Regions from separate parts of the Homo sapiens genome. Here all the other regions are linked to region 3. The links are chromatin loops, found by intact Hi-C in ENCODE. Cell type or tissue: mammary epithelial cell. All regions are shown on one strand. Each heading gives the region's core, and the rest is flanking DNA. Links, peaks and the distances in the headings are about the cores only.

The links. Peaks named below come from ENCODE experiments on the same cell type or tissue, not always from the same donor. Only the 100,000 strongest peaks of a DNase experiment are listed, where the experiment ranks them.
Region 1: a loop joins it to region 3, with 3 times the contacts of the local background. A loop is called at or near these places in 12 of 110 quality-filtered maps.
Region 2: it touches region 3 in a loop (5-fold over the local background); 6 of 110 quality-filtered maps call a loop at or near these places.

What each region holds. Positions count from the first base shown.
Region 1 is chr2:9,003,989-9,009,676 of GRCh38, forward strand. LOC124907728 (a long non-coding RNA gene) reads left to right here and starts at 88. Exons shown (of 2, transcript XR_007086199.1): 1 at 88-140; 2 at 1,481-4,875. RefSeq lists a silencer at 1-69. In mammary epithelial cell, for the core only: no CTCF peak of the experiment used is centred there; a DNase peak (open chromatin) is centred at 1,003; H3K4me3 peaks cover 899 bases; H3K27ac peaks cover 1,212 bases.
Region 2 is chr2:9,780,286-9,785,973 of GRCh38, forward strand. No RefSeq gene overlaps it. Among named protein-coding and RNA genes, the nearest start is that of TAF1B, 60 kb to the right of the region's middle. In mammary epithelial cell, for the core only: no CTCF peak of the experiment used is centred there; DNase peaks (open chromatin) are centred at 1,216 and 2,046; H3K27ac peaks cover 2,033 bases.
Region 3 is chr2:9,138,603-9,146,870 of GRCh38, forward strand. It overlaps LOC105373417 (a long non-coding RNA gene), which reads right to left and starts at 7,308. Exons shown (of 4, transcript XR_922775.1): 1 at 7,001-7,308; 2 at 529-651. RefSeq lists enhancers at 1,101-1,601, 3,420-4,317, 4,434-4,513. In mammary epithelial cell, for the core only: a CTCF peak has its summit at 4,298 (motif pointing right); a DNase peak (open chromatin) is centred at 4,289; H3K4me3 peaks cover 199 bases; H3K27ac peaks cover 891 bases.

The sequences.
Region 1 (5,688 bases), core at 58-2,557, 140 kb before region 3:
CCTGACGCCCGCAGCCAATCAGAGAGCGCCGGCCGCGCCACGCCCCTCCCCCGTGCCGAGGACCCGGGCGAGGGCGCCGAGGCGCGGCCCGGGCCGTCGCCGGAGAACGGCTGGCCAGCGTCGTGGGGCGCGCTCCTCGGGTGAGAGCATGGAAGAGCGTCTTTGCCCCTCACTCCTCGGTTTCTCCTCCCTGGAATGTCGCGGCCCCCCACCCCTCTCTGGGAGAGACGGCAGACAACAAAGGGGCCCGGGGTGGCGGCCGGAGGGACGATGTGAGGGACGCCGCCGAGCCAGCGCCAGGGGAAGTTGGGGACGAAGGTGGGGGCTGGGAGGACGACAAACCAAAACAGCGACCTGGCTGAGAAGCCCCTTTGTCTGGGAGAGTGCCGGGTGAAAGCCCAAAGCTGAGAGCAGCCCCGGGGTCTGACGCTTTCGTCACCCTGCAGCCGCACCCGGGCCTTTGGGTGGTGAGAGCTGGGCCTGGGTTCGACGCCCGCGGGCGCAGGGAGACCGGCTCCCCTTTGCTGTGTGAAAGTTTAGTTCTTTGTAGCCAGCCGCCCTCGTTGAAGGCCCCACCTTCTTCCTGAGAAAGTTTCTAAGCATCCCTTCACCCCTTGAGCGCAGGCACCCCCAGACTGTTGAAGTCCGCCAGGTTTACATACCCTGGCGGGTCACGTGTATATATAATCCCCCCAACTTCGTAAAAGTAAGCCATTTGAGTTCCTTTAAAATGCAAACGTCAACTTCTGTTCAGAAGACTTTAAAAGAGGAGAAATGCCACAGCAGTTATGAGGACAAATCAAGACTCAAGGATTTGGCAGTTTAACTTTGGTAGAAATAACTAATGTTTACTGAGAGTTTAACCACAGCTTTAATACTTTTGGTATTTAATCCTCACAATAACCGTGTGAAATAGACACTTTTACACACCCTCCTTCAAGGAAGTTGAGTCACAGAAGAGGTAACTTGCCCAGGGGCACACAGCTGGTAAGTAGATTGGAATCCAAGTAAATCTACATTTAGAGCCGACCTTATCACTAGGCCTTCATCTCTCTCACACTTAACACCCATTCCAGAAACTCCCGTCAGCTATCAGTTATACCATTGGGTTGATGACTAGCTTAGAGTCTTGAATAAGAAGGCAGCACAGATAAAAATACACCTGCCTTAGTAATCAGTCTGTGGGCTTACGTTTGTCTCTCTGAAAAGGAGGCAGTGGAACTCATCAGTGCAATCCCGTCTTGCCTAGAATCCTTTCACTGGTCGACTCAATCCTAGTTTGGTGGATTCTCAGCTGAAATGGAATAGAGGATAAAAGGAAGAGTAAAAAGAACAGGACCTTCATTCCCCCAGGGGAGTGTTCCAGTGGGATTTGTAATCAATTAGAGAGCTGCTTATTACAGTATATTAATCCAAAAACCCAGACCTATTAATATTATATTAGAAAGAAACCATTTTTTTTTCCTTTTCTTCACTTTAGAAAAGTAGAGGAAGCGCACAGGTGGCTGAGCATACAAACTGAAGAAAAAATTGAAATGCCATTTTAAAAACTTGAAAGGTGGGTGTTGGGAACATATTGCAACCTAAAGTAAGCAGCATGGAGATACAATCTCAGAGCTAGAACAAATAATGTCTGCAGAAAGGAGTTTCCTTAAGCTAAATTTTTATTTTAGTCAGACATGACAGAACATAATCTGTATTTGGGGTAACTACATGAAATTATTTAATATCTAGAATGGTTGAGCGCTGTGGCTCATGCCTGTAATCCCAGCAGTGAGCTGTGATCGCACCACTGCACCCCAGCCTGGATGACAGAGTGAGACCCTGTCTCAAAAAAATAAATAGGCCAGGCATGGTGGCTCACGCCTGTAATCCCAGCACTTCTGGGAGGCCAAGTTTGGTGGATCATTTGAGATCAGGAGTTCCAGACCAGCCAACATGGTGAAACCCCGTCTCTACTAAAAATACAAAAAAAATTAGCCGGGCATGGTGGCAGGCACCTGTAGTCCCAGCTACTCAGGAGGCTGAGGCTGGAGAATTGCTTGAACCCAGAAGGAGGAGGTTGCAGTGAGCCGTGATCACACCACTGCACTCCAGCCTGGGTGACAGAGTGAGACTTTGTCTCAAAAAATATAAAGAAATAAATTATATATATATATAGAGAGAGAGAGAGAGAGAGAGAGAATAGGGAAGATTTTAGCCATCTGGGAAAATTTTGCTGTGTCAGAGTTACAAAACTATAGGTAAAATATAGTATAGTAGTAATAATAGCTTAGATTTTGGAATCAAACACACCTAGTCTCTTCCATTTATTAGCAGCAAGATATTGGGCAAGTTATTTAACCTTTCTAAGTCTCCATTTCCTCATGTAAAAATGAGCGTAATAATGGCACCAACTCCATAGTTTATGAGGTTATAAAGGTGTACTTATATGAAGAGCTCAGAACAGTGCTTGGTGCATGATAAAACTTAAGAAAGATTATATTAGAGTTCTCCAGAGAAACACAACCAATAGGAGATAGATATGGTTTTGCTTCTCTGGAGAACTCTAGATAGAATAGATAGATAGATAGATAGATAGATAGATAGATAGATAGATAATAAATAGATATGGAAATAGATAGACAGAAGTTTATTATGAGAGATTGGGTTGAGATTATGAAGGCTGAGAAGTCCCACGATCATCTGCCATCTGTAAGCTAAAGGCCGAGGAAAGCCAGTAGTGTAGGTCCAGTCCAAGCCCAAAGGCCTGAGAAACACAGGAGCCAACAGTGTAGTTCAGTTTATGTCCAAAAGCCTGAGAACCAGGAGCAATGATATCCGAGGGCAGGAGATGATGGATGTCCCTGTTCAGAGTGAATTCACCCTTCCTCCACCTTTTTGTTCTATTTGGGCCCTCAGCAGATGTGATGACGCCGGGGTACGTGGGTGAGAAAATCTTTACTCAATGTACCAATTCGAATGCTGATCTCTGCAGGAAACATGCTCAAATACACATTGAGAAATAATGTTTCAATAGCTCTATCTGGGCACCTTTTAGCCCAGTCAAGCTGACACATAATATTAATCCAAGAAATTTAGTATAATTCTGAAAATGGAAACCATTTGTTTCGTATTAAATATACTACCTCTTCATGTTTTTAATGAAGAATTGAAGCTGGCATTTTAAGCTGATAACTCATTGATGGTAGCATAAACTGTGTGCAGGCCATACAATTAGCCTGACCAGTATCTGCTAATTATACCAGAAGCTCTTCAGTGGAGACAAAAGAGAAAAGAATTAAACTAATTGTATATAATGCCTCACTGCCCTACCTTGGGTAACATCCATCCTATAAAGAGCAATTCTTGTGTTAAAACATTTATTGACCACTTACTATGTTCAAGGAGCTATGTGGGGTGACGTAAAGGATAAATGATGCCTGTAATCAAAAGAAGAAAACAGTCGTATTCACAAATTCACATGTTACAAGAAAAGTATCAAGGAAGTTTCTTTTTTTAATGTTAAAATCAAAGGAATATGTCTGTAAGAAAGAAGCTTAGCTTGAAGTTAAAAGACCTGAATTTTAACCCTAACTTTTCCACCAGATAGCTATGAACTTTAGAAATTGGCTTAGCTTCTCTGTGCCTTAAGTTTCCCATTGTTAAATATGAATAATGGTAACTGTTCATCCTACCTCATAGGAGTGTTGTGACTATGAGCATGAACTTAATCATAGACTCAATTATTTTTAAAGTTACTAGTACTGTTAGTCTGAGAAATAATAACTAGTAGTAAAGGGATTTCAATATAGCAGCCACATTGTTAACAAGAGTTACTTAGACAAAGGCACAGGAGCACCAGGCAGCATCCACGTGTGGTAAGATGGCAGTGCGGCAGTGCTCTTGTCCTGGGTTCATTGCCCTCGCCTCCTAAAATCGCTGTGATCATTAAAGATTGCTAAAATGAGATGTTTCCTTCCCAACTTATTTTTAACATTGAAGAAACCACTGGGAAGAAATGAATAATCTGCCAAGCTGCTTTTGTTTTGTAAAAATAGTATGTGCCATGAAATTCCATCTCTCAGGCAATTATTTTGCCTATTCTATGTTCCTATACCCTGGAATAATTTTGATGGATGAAGAACATTGAACCATACACATAATAACAACCCAAGTTAACTAGAGGGGCATCTTTAAGCACTTGCAAGCTAACCTTAGCCTGAGACTAGAAAATGGAACGAGAATGTCACCCTTTAAGACCTAACATAGTTCAATTAGGAAATCACAAAGTAGGCTGAACAAGAGGTAGCAAACACAGTAGGAGAAGTCCTGGCTCCACTGTATTCTGGCTCCACCACGGACGTGGACTGTACCAGCAAACAAATCACTCATCTTCAATTTCATTGGGAACATGTTAAGAGATTTGTTAAATAAATGATTTCAATTGTCACCTCTTCCTCTAAAATTAAATGATTCCCAAGAATTTTTGGGACTTTCTCTGTCTCTGTGAGACCACAGTCTAGGTTTAAATTAGGCTAAAAGATGCAAATGAAACTATTACTCATCAGTTTGGGAATAGCACTGCTTTCTAATTATTCCACAGGTTCCAGGACTACCTCAAATGTATTACGTCTCTAATCAGTCTTTCTCCTTAAAAATGCCTATTATTTCTTGGTGGACTGCAAAGATTTCTGTTTTATATCTGCGCATCTTGGGAAACATTTTATTTTCCTCATAGATTTATTTGGCATTTTTATCTTTATATGATTGAGTCAAATCTCAATACAAAGAACACCCCTTTCATGCTTATTTATTACAACATGAGCATGCAGCCTCCAACCCCTGATTCCTAGGTACAGAAAAATAAAGTTCAAGCTTTTTCATGCTTTTGCATATCTGCATAATAGTTTTTGTGTCCAAATTATGAAACACCTTAAATATAAATTGCTGTAGCCTCCCCAGGGTTCATCATAATCACCGTCACCACTAGCAGCATTTATTGCATCTGCTGGGGTCACTGCACTGGGGAAGAAGGCCTCATTTTCTCAGTTCGCCTAATATTCCAGGTTCTTTCTGTTTATCTATAATTGTAAGAAGAGTTGCCCTTCTGATACATGTTGACATATCACTGTTCTGCTAAACAGTGTAGTCTGGCTACTAGGGGAGGAGTTACACCCACCCTCTTCTGCTGCCAGCTCTGTGACAAAGAGAAAGCTGTAAGTTATTCTCCAGCCTGCTGAAGAGTTTTGTGTAGTCCCCAGCAGCCTATCACTTTCAGCAGAATTCCCTCTTTAGAAGTAAATGTGTCAAACTGCATATTTTGTTATGGGTATTTTATGCCTAAACCCTTCCTCCCTTATTGTCATTTTATAGATGCTGGGTTTTGGTCCACAGATTACAATACCAGTGTCCTAACTAATGTCAGAGTTCTAGCCAGTGAAAAATTAGAAATGAGAGTCATCTCTTCCCATCATGTCTGGGGTTACCACATCTAACCTGGTTCTCTTGCCAAAGAACTTGCTCTCCAGGATGGATGACTCTGGATAAACATGAGTTACCTGCTAAGGAATGGCCTTATAATCAGATGATAGTCTGGTTTCAAGCTCATCAAATTATCTTTTAATTTATTTTCCATTTGAAATCAAATAGTTATTCCCTCTTATTTACATTCTCATCTAGGCCTAAAATACTGTTTATCACAAGACA
Region 2 (5,688 bases), core at 58-2,557, 640 kb after region 3:
GTCTGTATAATGGCTACAATATGCTGAAGACATTAACAAGATGGATTTGCAATTTGCTTTCAAATCGTGTTTCTTTGCAGCCTCCCATCTCCAAAGTGAGGAATGAGTTCATGGCTTCAGAGAAGGAGGTGAGGTTTCTACCCTGTGCCAAGTAAAAGGTCTTCACTTTGAGACTGAAAGTTCACTTTTCAGAGCACAGAGAACTTTTAGGGGTTGGCACATGTTTCTGCTGAGGGCTGGGTAGGGAATCTTTTAGGTCAGTGGGTTTGTGGTCAGCAGGCTTGTGGTCTCGATTGCAACTCCTCAACACTGCTGTTGAAACACAAAAGTGAGCGAACATGGCTGTGATTCAATAAAACTTTATCGGTCCTGGAATTTGCACTTCATATAACTTTCACGTTATGAAACGTTCCTGTTTTGATTTTTTTCAACTATTTAAAAATGTAGCAACCATTTTCAGGCAGCTGGCTATATAAAAGACATGGCAGGCTGGCTTTTGGTCCCTGAACTGCTGTTTACAGGTATTTATTCTAAGACTAGAGTTAGAGTGACCACTCATCCAGGCTTGCCTGGGACCTTCTGCTTTAGCATGAGAGTGCTCTGCTCTGTCGGTGATTAGATGCAGGGATGACCCGGGTTTGTCTGCCTCGGGTCTTCCCTGGCTCCCAGGTGATCCCACCTGGAGTTAGGAGGTTCTGAGGGGACAGGGGCCGTGCCCTTGTAACAGAGGCTGCTGGACAGATGGACCGGGCCCAGGATGGGTTGGGAGGCACAGCCAGACCTCAGGGGGTTCCTATAGCACTGGTGAAAGTGAAGGAGGTTCCTGTGAGAAGGAAGGACCTTGAACCTGACAGGGCTAAGGGACAGCAGATCTCAGACCTCAGACCTCTAGCCTCAGGCATCGCACAGGCCAAGCAGGGACAGGCAGACATGGGGTGTGGGCCCAGCGGCTAGAGGAGCCAGCTCGACTGTCCCCAGCCAGTCCATGTCACTTGGTTTTGTCCCCTGCCTGACCCTTGTAGACTCCCGATTTCCAACCCCTGGTTGGCGGCTGGGAGGTGTGGAAAGGGAGTACTGGGCGCCAGGAAAATGGGGTTCCCGGAAGATGACTCAGGCAGCCCCAGAATATGTCTCCATCACTAATAGAGTCCAGAAGCAAGCCTGTGCCCATCCACTGCGATGAGGGTTTCTACGTGATGTTACTGTCATCAAGCCAAACCTGCGGTAACGCCAACCCCTAAAGGCAACCAGGACTTCAGCCAAGTTCAAGTCCTGCATTGCATCAATACATTACGTGGACTTTGAGCATGTCAGTTCTCCTCTCTGAGTTTTACTATCCTTGTCCATATAATGAGGTGGGGTGGGTTTCCCACTGGATCTGAACATCTGTTTTTTGTTTTTTTTTTTTGTTTTTGTTGTTGTTTTTTTTTTTTTTTGAGACAGAGTCTCACTCTGTTGCACAGGCTGGAGTGCAGTGGAGTGATCTCGGCTCACTGCAACCTCCAGCTCCCGGGTTCAAGCGATTCTCCTGCCTCAGCCTCCGGAGTAGCTGGGATTACAGGCACGCACCACCACGCCCAGCTAATTTTTGTATTTTTAGTAGAGACGGGGTTTCACCATGTTGGCCAGGCTGGTCTCCTGACCTCAGGTGATGTGCCCGCCTCGGCCTCCCAAAGTGCTGGGATTGCAGGCGTGAGCCACCTCACCCGGCCAACAACTCAGTTTTAAAATCTCAAGCTACTACTGACTGGTAAGAAAGAAAAGCAACCTCTTCAAATGGCAAGAGCCTCTCTACTAACCCCTGTAGAATATAAAAAGAAAATCATCTGGGTGAGCACGGAAGTCCTGTTTTTAGGGCAAATTTTCTGTGGGTTATAAATAAGCAGTTCTTAGCGGAAGGTCCCCCACACTGGACCTGGGAGGCCCACACCACTTTACCCTTGACCCAGGCACACTGATGTCGGCAATAAAGGATGTGACATGCCAGAAGGAGCTGAGGTTCCTGGTGACAGCTGTTGCCAAGGTAACAGCACGCCAGGCTGCAAACAGGTAGAAACAAGAGGCTCTTCTTACTCACTTCGGAAATTACCAGGAAGCTGATTAAATCTTCTTAGAATCACAGATAGGAGCAGAGAAGCCTTCTTCTCAGGAAACTCACAGCGCAAAGCCACCCTTGCTGGGCTGGGAAAAAGAAGCCTGGGTTCTCATGTCTGTGCCGTGATTGCAGGCACTGCTTACTCTATTGGACCTCAGATACTGTGCAGTTTTTACAAATTGAAGGTTTGTGGCAATGCTGTGTCAAGCAGGCCTATCGGCACCATCCTTCCAACAGCACCTGCTAACCCTGTGTCTCACGCCACCTTTTGGTAATTCTCGCAATATTTCAAACTTTTTCCTTATTATTATATCTGCTCTGTTGACCTGTGATCAGCAACCTTTGGTGTTATTTGATGTTACTACTGTAATTGTTTTGGGGCACCATGAATCGTGCCCATATAAGATGGTGAATTTGATTAATGAATGGCATATGTTCTCACTGCTCCACTGACCAGCCATTCCCCCATCTCTCTCTCTCTCACTTCTTCTCTTTCTCCCTCTCCCTGGTTCTCCTTATTCCCTGAGACACAACAAATATTGAAATTAGGCAAATTAACAACCTTACAATGGCCTCTGAGTGTTCAAGTGAAAAGTCAGTCTCTCACTTTACTTCAACAGCTAGACATGATGAAGCTAGTGAGGAAGGCACACTGAAAGCTGAGAAAGGCTGAAAGCCTGGCCTCTTGTGCCAAACAGCCCAGTTGTGAAGGCAGAGAAAAAGAAGTTCTTGAAGGAAATTAAAAGTGCTACTCCAGTGAACATATGGATAATAAGAAAGCAAAGCAGACTTATTGCCAAAAGGGAGAAAGTTTTAGTAGCCTGGATAGAAGCTCAAACCAGCCACAACCTTCCCTGAAGCCACAGCCTAATCCAGAGCAAGGACCTAACTCTCTATGAAGGCTGAGAGGGGTGAGGAAGCTGCAGAAGAAGAGCTTGAAGCTAGTAGAGGTTGGTTCGTAAGGTTTGTATTAGTCCGTTCTCACACTACTGTAAACAACTACCTGAGACTGGGTAATTTATGAAGAAAAGAGGTTTGATTGACTCACAGTTCCACAGGATTAACAGGGAGCATGATCAGGAGGCCTCAGGAAACTGACAATCATGGCAGAAGGCGAACGGGAAGCAAGGGCCTTCTTCACATGTTGGCAGGAGAGACAGAGCCGGGGGGAAGTGCCACACACTTTTAAACCATCAGATCTCATGAGAACTCACTCACTATCAAGAGAACAGGAGGGGGAAAATCTTTCCCCATGATCCAATCACCTCCCACCAGGCCCCTCCTCCAATTCGACATGAGATTTGGGTAGGGACACAAATCCAAACCCTATCAAGGTTGAAGGAAAGAAGCCAGAACATAAAAGTGCACAGTGAAGCCGCAAGTGCTGGTGAAGAAGCTATAGCAAGTCATCCAGAAGATCCAGCTACCATCCTTGATGAAGGGGGCTCCACCAAACAACAGGTTTTCAATGTAAATGAAACAGCCTTCTATTAGAAGAAGATACCATCTAGGACTTTCATAGCTAAAAAGGACAAGTCAATGCCTGGCTGCAAAACTCTGGAGGACAGGCTGCCTGCCTTGTTAGGGGATAATGCAGCTGGTAACTTTAAGTTGAAACCAATGTTTGTTTACCATCCCAAAAATGCTAGGGTCATTAAGAATTATGCTGAATCTACTCTGTCTGTGCTCTGTGAATGAAACACTCAAGCCTGGATGACAGCACCTCTGTTTACAGCATCGTTTATTGACTATTTTAAGCCCACTCTTAAGACCTACTGCTCAGAAAAAAAGATTCCTTTCAAAACATTACTGTTCATTGACAATGTACCTAGTCTTTGATGGAGATACACCAAGAGGTTTGATGGAGATGTACGGGAAATTAGTGTTGTTTTCATATCTGCTAACACAACATCCATTCTGCAGCCCAAGATCAAGGAGTAATTTCAACTTTCAAGTGGAATTAGTTAAGAAATCCTTTTCATAAGGCTATAGCTGTCATAGCTGCCATAGATAGTAAATCCTCTGATGGATCTGGGCAAAATATACTGGAAACTTTCTGGAAAGGATTCACCATTCTAGATGCTATTAGGAACATTCATGATTTATTGGAGGAGGTCAAAATATCAACATGAACAAGAGTTTGGAAAAAGTTAATTCCTCCCCTTGTGGATGACTTTGAGGGGCTCAGTGGATGAAGTAACTGCTTCATGTGGTGGAAACAGCAAGAGAACTAGATTCTAAGCAAATAAATGTGGGAACAAAAACCACATACTGCATGTTCTCACTTACAAGTGGGAACTAATTATCGGGTACTCATGGACATAAAAGTACTAATGGATACTGGGAACTACTAGACGGGGGAAAGAGGGAAGGGGACAAGTGTTGAAAAATGTTGGGTATTATGCTCAGTGCCCAGGTGACGGGATCAGTCATGCCCCAGACCTCAGCATCATGCAAAGTACCCAAGTAACAAACCTGCACACGTGGCCCCTAAATCTAAAAGAAAAGTTGAAAAAGAAAAAAAGAGAGAGAACTAGAATAAGAGGTGGAGCCTGAAGCCGTGAGTGATCTCATGATAAAACTTGAGTGGATGAGGAGTTGCTCCTTATGGATGAGCAGAGAAAGTGGCTTCTTGAGACAAAATCTCCCCCTGATGAAGACACCATGGACATTGTTGAAATGACAACAAAGGATCTGGAATATTCATTCCCAAGTAGCTGGGACTACAGGCGTACACCACCACACCTGGCTAATTTTTGTATTTTTAGTAGAGATGGGGTTTCACCATGTTGGTCAGGCTAGTCTCCATCTCCTGACCTCAGTGATCTGCCTACCTCGGCCTCCCAAAATGTTGGGATTACAGGCATGAGCCATTGCGCCCAACCACATATGTGTAAATTAATGTACATTAGGTTTTTTAGACACAATGCTATCAATACTCTTGTACACTTAATAGACTCTGGTACACTGTAAACATAACTATTATATGCATTGGGAAACCAAAAACATCGTGGGCCTTACTTTACGATACTTGCTTTAGTGCAGTAGTCTGGAACTGAACCTGTAATATATCCAAGGTATGCTTGTATTTGCTGTGTTCCTTTAGAAAATTACTTTTTCTCTGTTTCTCCAACTGGAAGGATTATATTAAACCTGGGGAAAGGCCCTTGAAGGACTCCATGGCACCCTCAGCGGACACTGTGGGCCTGAAAATGATATTTATTTTTTTTTTCTAGGGAACTCTTCTATTGTATACAATTTTTAAGCATTTAAGTGACAAAGAATACTATAAGCAGAATAATGTTTATTTTTAAAAAAGAAACTTAAAACAAGAAAGTAATGGTAGGAAAATGTTAACTCCTTTAGCCTATGAATTTGTTGAAAAATGAATAAAACTACTGATAGGTTCAGTTAGGAGTATCTTTTGGGTTTTTTTTTTTTGGTACGGTTTGCAAAACTCTTTTGAGGTAAATATTAGGGTGTTTTATGTAGTTCTGATAACAGTGCATAGCATATAGAAATGTTCTTTATGGTTTCTCCTGTCTCCATCTGGGCATGTCAAAGTTCAATTATGGTTTAAGCCATAGAGGACC
Region 3 (8,268 bases), core at 2,747-5,246:
ATCTCAGGGTCCTCCTTCCAAATAACTCCAAGACCCCCGGCCCAGCGGATGCTCTCTCAGTCCAAAGGTCAAGCCCTGGTCACAGCATCTCAAGGAGACAGACAAGTCACCTGAGTGTCTGTTGCAGCGGCCAACACCACAGGGTGTCGCTGTTAGGAAAGGTACCCTCCCCCTCCGGCCCTGCGAAGTCCCCCAAGCTCACAACCAGAAATCCTCAGCCACCAGGCAAGGAGCTGGCCTGTCCTGTCTTCCTGGCTCCTCTCCGCCTCAACTGGACCCACAACATCGAGTCCCCTGGGAACAGAGCATGGCACACTGACCATGCTTCTTAGGGCTGCCCAGTCACAGCCCCACACTGTGTTCAGAACCCCCACCCTCAGGCTCCCCCGCTGGGCCAGGGTGGGAGCCAGGCTCCCCTCTCTGTTTCAAAGCCCTTCCCCCAGCGCCCCTCCTGTGCAGGGATCAGTGGTGCTTCTTTCAGGGGAAAACCACAGTTGCCCCGCATGAAATCTGAGGACACATACGTACGGCTGCGTGGTGGACGGTGTTGGGGATCTTTGTCATTGCTATGAGAATCTTGCTCCCAGTGCATTCCATCTGATGCCTGTTGGAGGTGTGCACTGCATCAGGTGAGGCCACCATCCTGCCCACCTGTGATCCAAAAAAAAAAAAAAAGATCTGGGAGGAGAATGGAGATCTGGAGTCGGCCTGTGTGATGGGGGAGAAGCTGCTGCCGTCCCGAGCCTCAGAGGCAGAAGTCAGTGGCCCAAACTCCAGGGCCTAGTGCGTACACATGCACACACGTATGTGCAGACCTGTGTGTGCCTATGCACAGATATGCATCTAGGATGTGTGCACACATGTTCACATAGAGGATACAATGAACTGCTACATGTTTCCGTGTATATATATTACATATAGATATTTACTGGTTTGCATATATGTGTATATATACTGGTATATGTGTGTGTAGACTATCATGCATGTATGTGTGTATACATATACTAGTATGTATGCGTGTGCATATATAGAGGTATATACATGTGTGTGTACCCGTATCTATTTACTAGTATATATGATGTGTGTGTGTACTGGTATGGATGTGTGGGTATGTGCACTTGCTGGTATGTATGTAGGTGTTTGCTAACACATACGTGCACACGCAGAATGCTTCCAGGGGACTGCACAGCCTCTAGTTCGCAGCCCCCACCCCTCCCTTTGCCCCTGCACTCTCCCCTCTCTGAGCTGCATTCGCATGAAAGGGTGCAGGTTCTGACCCCGCAGCGCCACCTCCTGGACACCTAGGGATTTCTGGCAGCGCCTGCTTGGCCACCAGCACTGAGGGAAAGATGAATCCGAGGGAGATCAGGGGATGGGGCACTGAGTGACGTCCCCAGGATCACAGGGTTCTCATATGGCCCCAGCAGTCCATTTGCAACTCTACAGATGAATTCCAAAGGGCCAGAACCCTTAATTAATCAGGGACTCCTCCACCTCGAAGTGGGAAAGACAGCCCCAGGAGAGTAAAGTCTGGGTGACCCCAGGAGGGACAGGGGAACTTGCTGGGCAGCTGGCCCTGTGCTGCCACAGCTTGTCAGGGAGGTTTCTACAGCACGTGGAGGGAGGTGGGTGGTGGGGGCAGTAAGCAGAGGGAGGGGAGGCTCCAGGGGGTCCCGGATGGGGTGCTCGAGGCTTCGGGGAACCTGGAGTGGAAGAGAGTTTTAGAAGAAGCAAGCCAGGGCCAGGCACAGCGGCTCAGGCATGTAATCCCAGCACTTTGGGAGGCAGAGGAGGGCAGATCACCTGAGATCAGGAGTTTGAGACCAGCCCGGCCAACATGGTGAAACCCCATATCTACTAAAACTACAAAAATTAGCCAGGCATGGTGGTGCACTTCTGTAATCCCAACTATTCAGGAAGCTGACGTAGGAGAATCACTTGCACCCAGAAGGCAGAGGTTGCAGTGAGCCGAGATCATGCCACTGTACTGCAGCCTGGGTGACAGAGTGAGACTCCATCAAAAAAAAAAAAAAAAAAAGACAATGCTTAAATAGGGCAAATTGAAATCCTGTCCAGTGGAATAGCACTTCTGAGGTGTTCCTGCCAAGACAGATAACGCAAATCAAATCCCCAGGGGGCAGCAGTCTCTCAAGTGGCGGCACAGCCCACAGAATAACTGGCCCTTAATCTTCGAAAGTGTCAAGGCCATGAAAGTCAAGTAAAGACTGAGCTCAGCTTCAGACTCTAGGAGACTAAGGAGATGTGACAACCAGAAGCCACATACCATTTTGAACTGGGTGCATTCACTGTGAAGAAATCATCAGACCACTGGGGAGACTTGAACAGCAGCAACGCGCCCTGCGAACTTGAGTTGTGAGTGAAGGTTGTTCTGACCGACCATGTAGGAGAAAGTCCATATTTGCAGGAAGTACATGGGAGTATTTGGGGTGATGGAGTATTGGAGGTGGAGTATTAGGGAGCAAGTGTTGACAATTTACCCCCAAATGGTTCAGGAAAAAATGCATGATTTGTGCTGCAGTGGAAGCTCTTCTTAAGTCAGAGATTATTTTAGATTTTTTAAAAATTACACACACACGCCCACAAAACTATCTCTGGCAAATTCCTGAGAAGAGCAGGACTCTCCTCCTCCAATGAGCAATTCTAACCAGGGAAACTTCTCTACGTGGCATTGAAATCTGGCCCACAGGAGGTGCTTCCCTGGCCCCAACCCCCTCTTCCCTCAGACTCCTAACAGGATGGAGTCAGGGAAACAGGATCAACACACCTGGGGGTCCAGCCTGTAGAGCGTCGGCAGGGAGGGTCATCGCTGGCTTTTACTGGGCACTCACTGTGTGGATGGGGTTTGAAGTCAACCTGACCAGGGATTGAATCTTGGCTTACCTTAGCTGTGTGATCCTGGGCAAGTCGCTTTACCTCTCTGAGTCTTGGCTTTCTGCTGTGTAAAATAAGGACAAATAACCTCTATCTTGCTGGGTTGTGGTTCAGATTAGAGAGAATTGTGCAGAATGTCAGGTACAGCAATGGGTTTCCAGACTTTAGGCCTGTGGGAAGTCAGCCTCAGAATCTCCTGGGAAACTTCTTATCAAACACAGATTCCTGTAACCTGCTCTCAGAGATTCTGATCAAATTCACCTGGCCAGTTTCAGCTACACCTGCTGAACTATTTACCGAACTATTTACAGCTCTCCAAATGCACTATAGCACTTCTTACCACTATGCCTTTGTACACACAGTTCCCCCATCTAGAGGCCCTTCCCCCTTTGATTGGAAAACTCCTAGTCATCCTTCAAAACCCAGCTGAAATGTCTCCCCATTGATGAAGACTTTCCTAACCATGCCCTCATCTCCCAGTACTCGCTTCTTTGCCAGATCAGTTGTTATGACATGAATAAGAAGTATAATTACCTTCCATTTAGTGAATCTATTATGTACCTCTCATTTCACATACTGTATCTTAACAATAGTTACGCCAAGTACTAATTATTAGCCCTGTTTCCCTGTTTACATATGAAAAAGCTGAGTCTCTGAGGGCTTAAGCAGCTTGCCCTCAGTCCCACAGCTGATAGGGGACAAAGCCAGAACCCCACGCTACTGAGCCCCGAATCTCTAGCTCTGGTCCTTATGGTCTTGGTCTGCCTTCCCCTCAGCACGTGAGCCTGCAGATGTCGGAGCCCAGGGTGTGCATTCATCGCATTCATCTCTTTTTTTTTTTTTTTTTTTTTGAGACGAAGCTTCGCTCTTGCCCAGGCTGAAATGCAATGGCGCGATCTCGACTCACTGCAACCTTTGCCTCCCGGCTTCAAGCAATTCTCCTACCTCAGCCTCCCGAGTTGCTGGGATTACAAGCGTGCGCCACCATGCCCGGCTAATTCTTTTTATTTTTAGTACAGAAGGGGTTTCACCATGTTGGCTAGGCTGATCTTGAACTCCTGACCTCAGGTGATCCGCCCACCTCAGTCTCCCAAAGTGCCGGGATTACAGGCGTGAGCCACCGCGCCGGGCCTAGGGTTAGGGTTCATTCACCTCTGAGTCCTCATCAGCACATTCCCTGATGCGCAAACAGCAGGGAACCCTAAGTGTCGGTCCCTATCTCCTAGGTCCACACCGCCTTCCGTCACACCAGGCTCTCTCCAGACTGGCTGAGAGGGTGGAGCTGGGAGCCTCTGAGGCTGGTAAGCCGCGTGCCTTTGGAGGGTGGGGTAACAAGCAGGGCCTCTCCTAAGGAGGGCTTCCCCGGCCTTCCTTCCTCGGGGCGCAGCATCGACATTCGCCACCAGGGGGTGCTGCCGCACCGTTCCCGGCGCCGCCTCTGCCCCGCGAGGGACTGGGGCGTTTTCCACCGGGCGCGTGTCTGGGGCTGTGACTCAGAATCCTCAAACTCAGAGTTCGCAGACGGAGGAACTCATGCTCAAACGTCTGAACAAAAATATACAGAGCATGAAATTTTTACTCCAGAAATAGTGCACCTCTCTCCCCCTTGGGGAAAAGCGTTTTCCCTACTTCCGTAGGAGTTAACTCGCCAAGGCTTTTAGGAGACGCCGCACAGCTGTGCTCCCGCTCGTTGAAAAAAAGATGCCAAAAGTGTAGAATTTGACCACAAACAACCGAGCTTCACAACGGAGTGTGGCTTGTGTGCCAGGCCCTGTGCTGGGGGTGCAAAAGGCCCCCCGTGTCCAGCCTGGCAGCAGTGACTTCGGGGTCCCTCCTGCAAGCTTGGCTACAGGTGTTCAATCTTACTGACATATTTTACAAATATAGCTACATTTTTCCAGCCCAAATTCAGTACACATGACCTAGCAAAGCATTCCAGAGGCAAACGGCTTTCTAGGAAGTGTAGCTTAGGCACCTAAATGCTGGCATTCTGGGGCTGATGGCGTACGGGAGCCATGAGCAGAGGGTTTGAAAACGGACCTGTCTGGAAAGCCCAGGTCAGAGGGTCCCAAGAGCAGGGCTGGGCAGGCCCCAGATGCCTCCCTTGTAGGGGATTCTGGGGTCTCCTCCCCTCATAGACCCTTCTCCTCCACGAAGCTTCTTCCGGGGGCCAGAGCAAAGTCCCTCTTCTGTCTGGCATTCCACCCAAGCCGCCTCCTTTTCTGTCTGCACCTTCTCCTGGGAAATCTCATTCAAGTCCATGGCCTTAAGCCTCTATCAAGGATGCCCCTAAGGCCGGGTGCAGTAGCTCACGCCTGTAATCCCAGCACTTTGGGAGTCTGAGGCGGGTGGATGGATCACCTGAGGTCAGGAGTTCAAGACCAGCCTGGCCAACATGGTGAAACCCCATCTGTACTAAAAATACAAAAAATTAGCCGGGCATAGTGGCGCACACCTGTAATCCCAGCTACTTGGGAGGCTGAGGCAGGAGAATCGCTTGAACCCGGGAGGCGGAGGTTACAGTGAGCCAAGATTGTACCACTGCACTCCAGCCTGGGCCACAGAGCAAGACTCCATCTCAAAAAACAAAACAAAACAAAAAGCAAAGATGTTCCTAAGACACCATTACTGAACATATAGACCAGTAAATAACAATGATTACACAAATCACATGATAAATTGCATAACACCACACACACACACCACACACATCACACACACACCACACACACACACACACACCCCCCACACACACACCACACACACCACACACACACACCACACACTGTGAACCTAAAAGTGTCTGAGACACCCAATCAATCTGGAAAGTTTATTTTGCCAGTGTTAAAGACACACCCATGTTACAGCCTCAGGAGGCCCTGAGGTCATGTACCCAAGTGGTGGGGGCACAGCTTGCTTTCATACATTTTAGGGAGACACGAGACATCAATCAATATATGTAAGATGTACATTGGTTCGCTCCCCTAAGGCAGGACAACTTGAAGTTGGGGGAACTTCCAGGTCATGGGTAGATAAGAAACAAAAGGTTATTTTGGGTCTTTGATCAGCCTTTCATTGAATACACAATTTACGTGGGAGGACGGAGTAGAGGAATAGTCACTTAGGCCTTAGTCTGACTCAGTGAACCTGCGTTTTTATTTTAAAATAGGGCAGAAGAAGCCATCAGATATGCATTTGTCTCCGGTGAGCAGAGGGAACACCGAGTTCTGTCCTTTTCCCACACCTAGGAAGACAAGCTATCAATTTACGTTGCCAGGCTGAAATTCAACAGAACTGTTTTAGGGTTTTGCCGTCCACAAGGAATTTCCTTGTGGGAAATTGTGATGGAGGTATGTAGGCATGTAGCTTTTTTTTTTTTTAATCTTTGTAGCTATCTTATTTAGGAATCAAATAGGAGGCAGGTTTGCCTGATGCAGTTCTCTGTTTGACTTTTCCCTTTGGCCTAGTGATTTTGGGGTGCTGAGATTTATTTTCCATTCACAACACACACACACACACATACACACACACATGAGATATTAAACTGGCAACCGGCACAGTGCACAGCTCCATGTTCCAGGCATGGTGGACCCAACCTGGTCCCTGACCACCTGCAGCCCCCACCAGCTCAGGCCTCCCTCCTGTCTGATTTCTACCTCCTCATGGGGCTGGGCTTCCCCGGCCACAGTTCTCTCCTACTTGGCCATTTTCTGCAATCCGGAGTTTTTGTTCCCAAACTTGTGCCTAAATTTCTCAGGCACTAGATGATGCAACAGGGGAGTCTGGAATTTGGAGACAGTTCAAATCTCAGCTGCGCCACCACTAGCATCCACGTGACCTCCAACGAGTCATTACCCTCTCCAAGCCTCCGTTTCTTCCTACATGAAGTGGGAGAAACCACGCCCACCCCACAAGGTTCTTGGTGACAAAGTGAGGGGAACCATCTAGATTGAGCAGAGGAGTGTTTTAGTCTGAAGAGCAAAATGATTTGGGAGTGAGGGTGTAAACCCTAGTGCTGCCACTTGCTACCTGTGACCTTGGGCAAGTTATCTAGCCTCACATACCTCAGTCTTCTCAGCCATAAAATGGGTACAATTATAGCACTTACCCGCTTACACAACAACGGTGAATTGAGTTAGTCTCTGTAGAGCGTGTTTAGCACTGTGTCCAGAACACAGTGAGTGCCGCCTCCATGATTTGGTAACACAAGCGTTTGTCGTGGTCATTTCAGGAAGGCTCTGGTAAGTGGAGTGCAGCCCGGATGAGAGCCGGCTGGAGAAAGCTGACTTGTGTCAGCTCAGGGGACAGAGGGGTACAGAGTAGCCTGGAGGCGGCGCCAGGTGGGAGCTGACGAAGCCTGCGGGGGGGCTGAGGCCAGCGTGGTGGAGGGAGCCAGCGGGAGCGCTGCACTTTGATGGGCTCTGAGCGCCTCCGGGCACCCGTAGTTCAGCTGCTTCTCTCCACCCCTCCAAAGGGCGGGAGAGACAGGAATCCCACCTTCCGCCATGCCCTCCTTCAGGGCCTGGCCTCACACGTGCCTGGTAGCAGGATGGCAACCCGATGGCGACTTCAGGCTTCACACCCACAGACGACCGTAATCAGAGAAAGTAAAAAAGAAAGAAAAAACCCTCCCAGCCCAGGATTTTGACCAAGACTCCTGACGTTCACCTCGACTGGACCTCTTGGGCCATGTGCCCAACGCCAAGCCAGTGACCATGGGGAATGGAACGGCTCCATCAAACAGGGCCCTCCTTGCTGGGAGTGGGGCAGGCCCCCCCCCCCCAGGCACAAAGAGACCCGGGCTGGGATGGAGGACGTGGGGAACAAACATTGGTGGGCACCAGCCATGTGTGTGCCACTGTCCCTGTTGCATTTGCAGCCGACCTCAAATCTGTTCTTCAGAGTTGACTGTCGGATGCTCATCACTGAACGTCTCTCAGACGCCCCACAAGTGTTCATATTCAACAAGTCTAGAAATGAACCCTCACCCTCAAACCCACCTTCTCCCCCTGGATTTCCTGTCCTGGTTGACACCTGGTTGAACCACTCACCATCCTAGTTCCCCAAAACCTGGGAATCACCACCCCCTCCCCATCCCCCAAGTCTGGCCAATTCCATCCCCCGGCGGCATTCATACCTGGCCCCATCTCTCCTTTTCCAATTGCCACCACCCAGACCCAATACTCTGCACCAAGACCCACAGGCCACTGTCTTAGGCCAAATATTGGCTCTCTGGCCCTTGCCAGAGAAAGCTAGCCAACCCCTGACCTGGATCTGTAACTGGTCTCCTGGCTCCCATCCATCCTCCACATCTGATGGCATCATTCAACAATGTAAGAATGTCAGTGGCCCCTGGTGACCTGCCACCCACAGCCT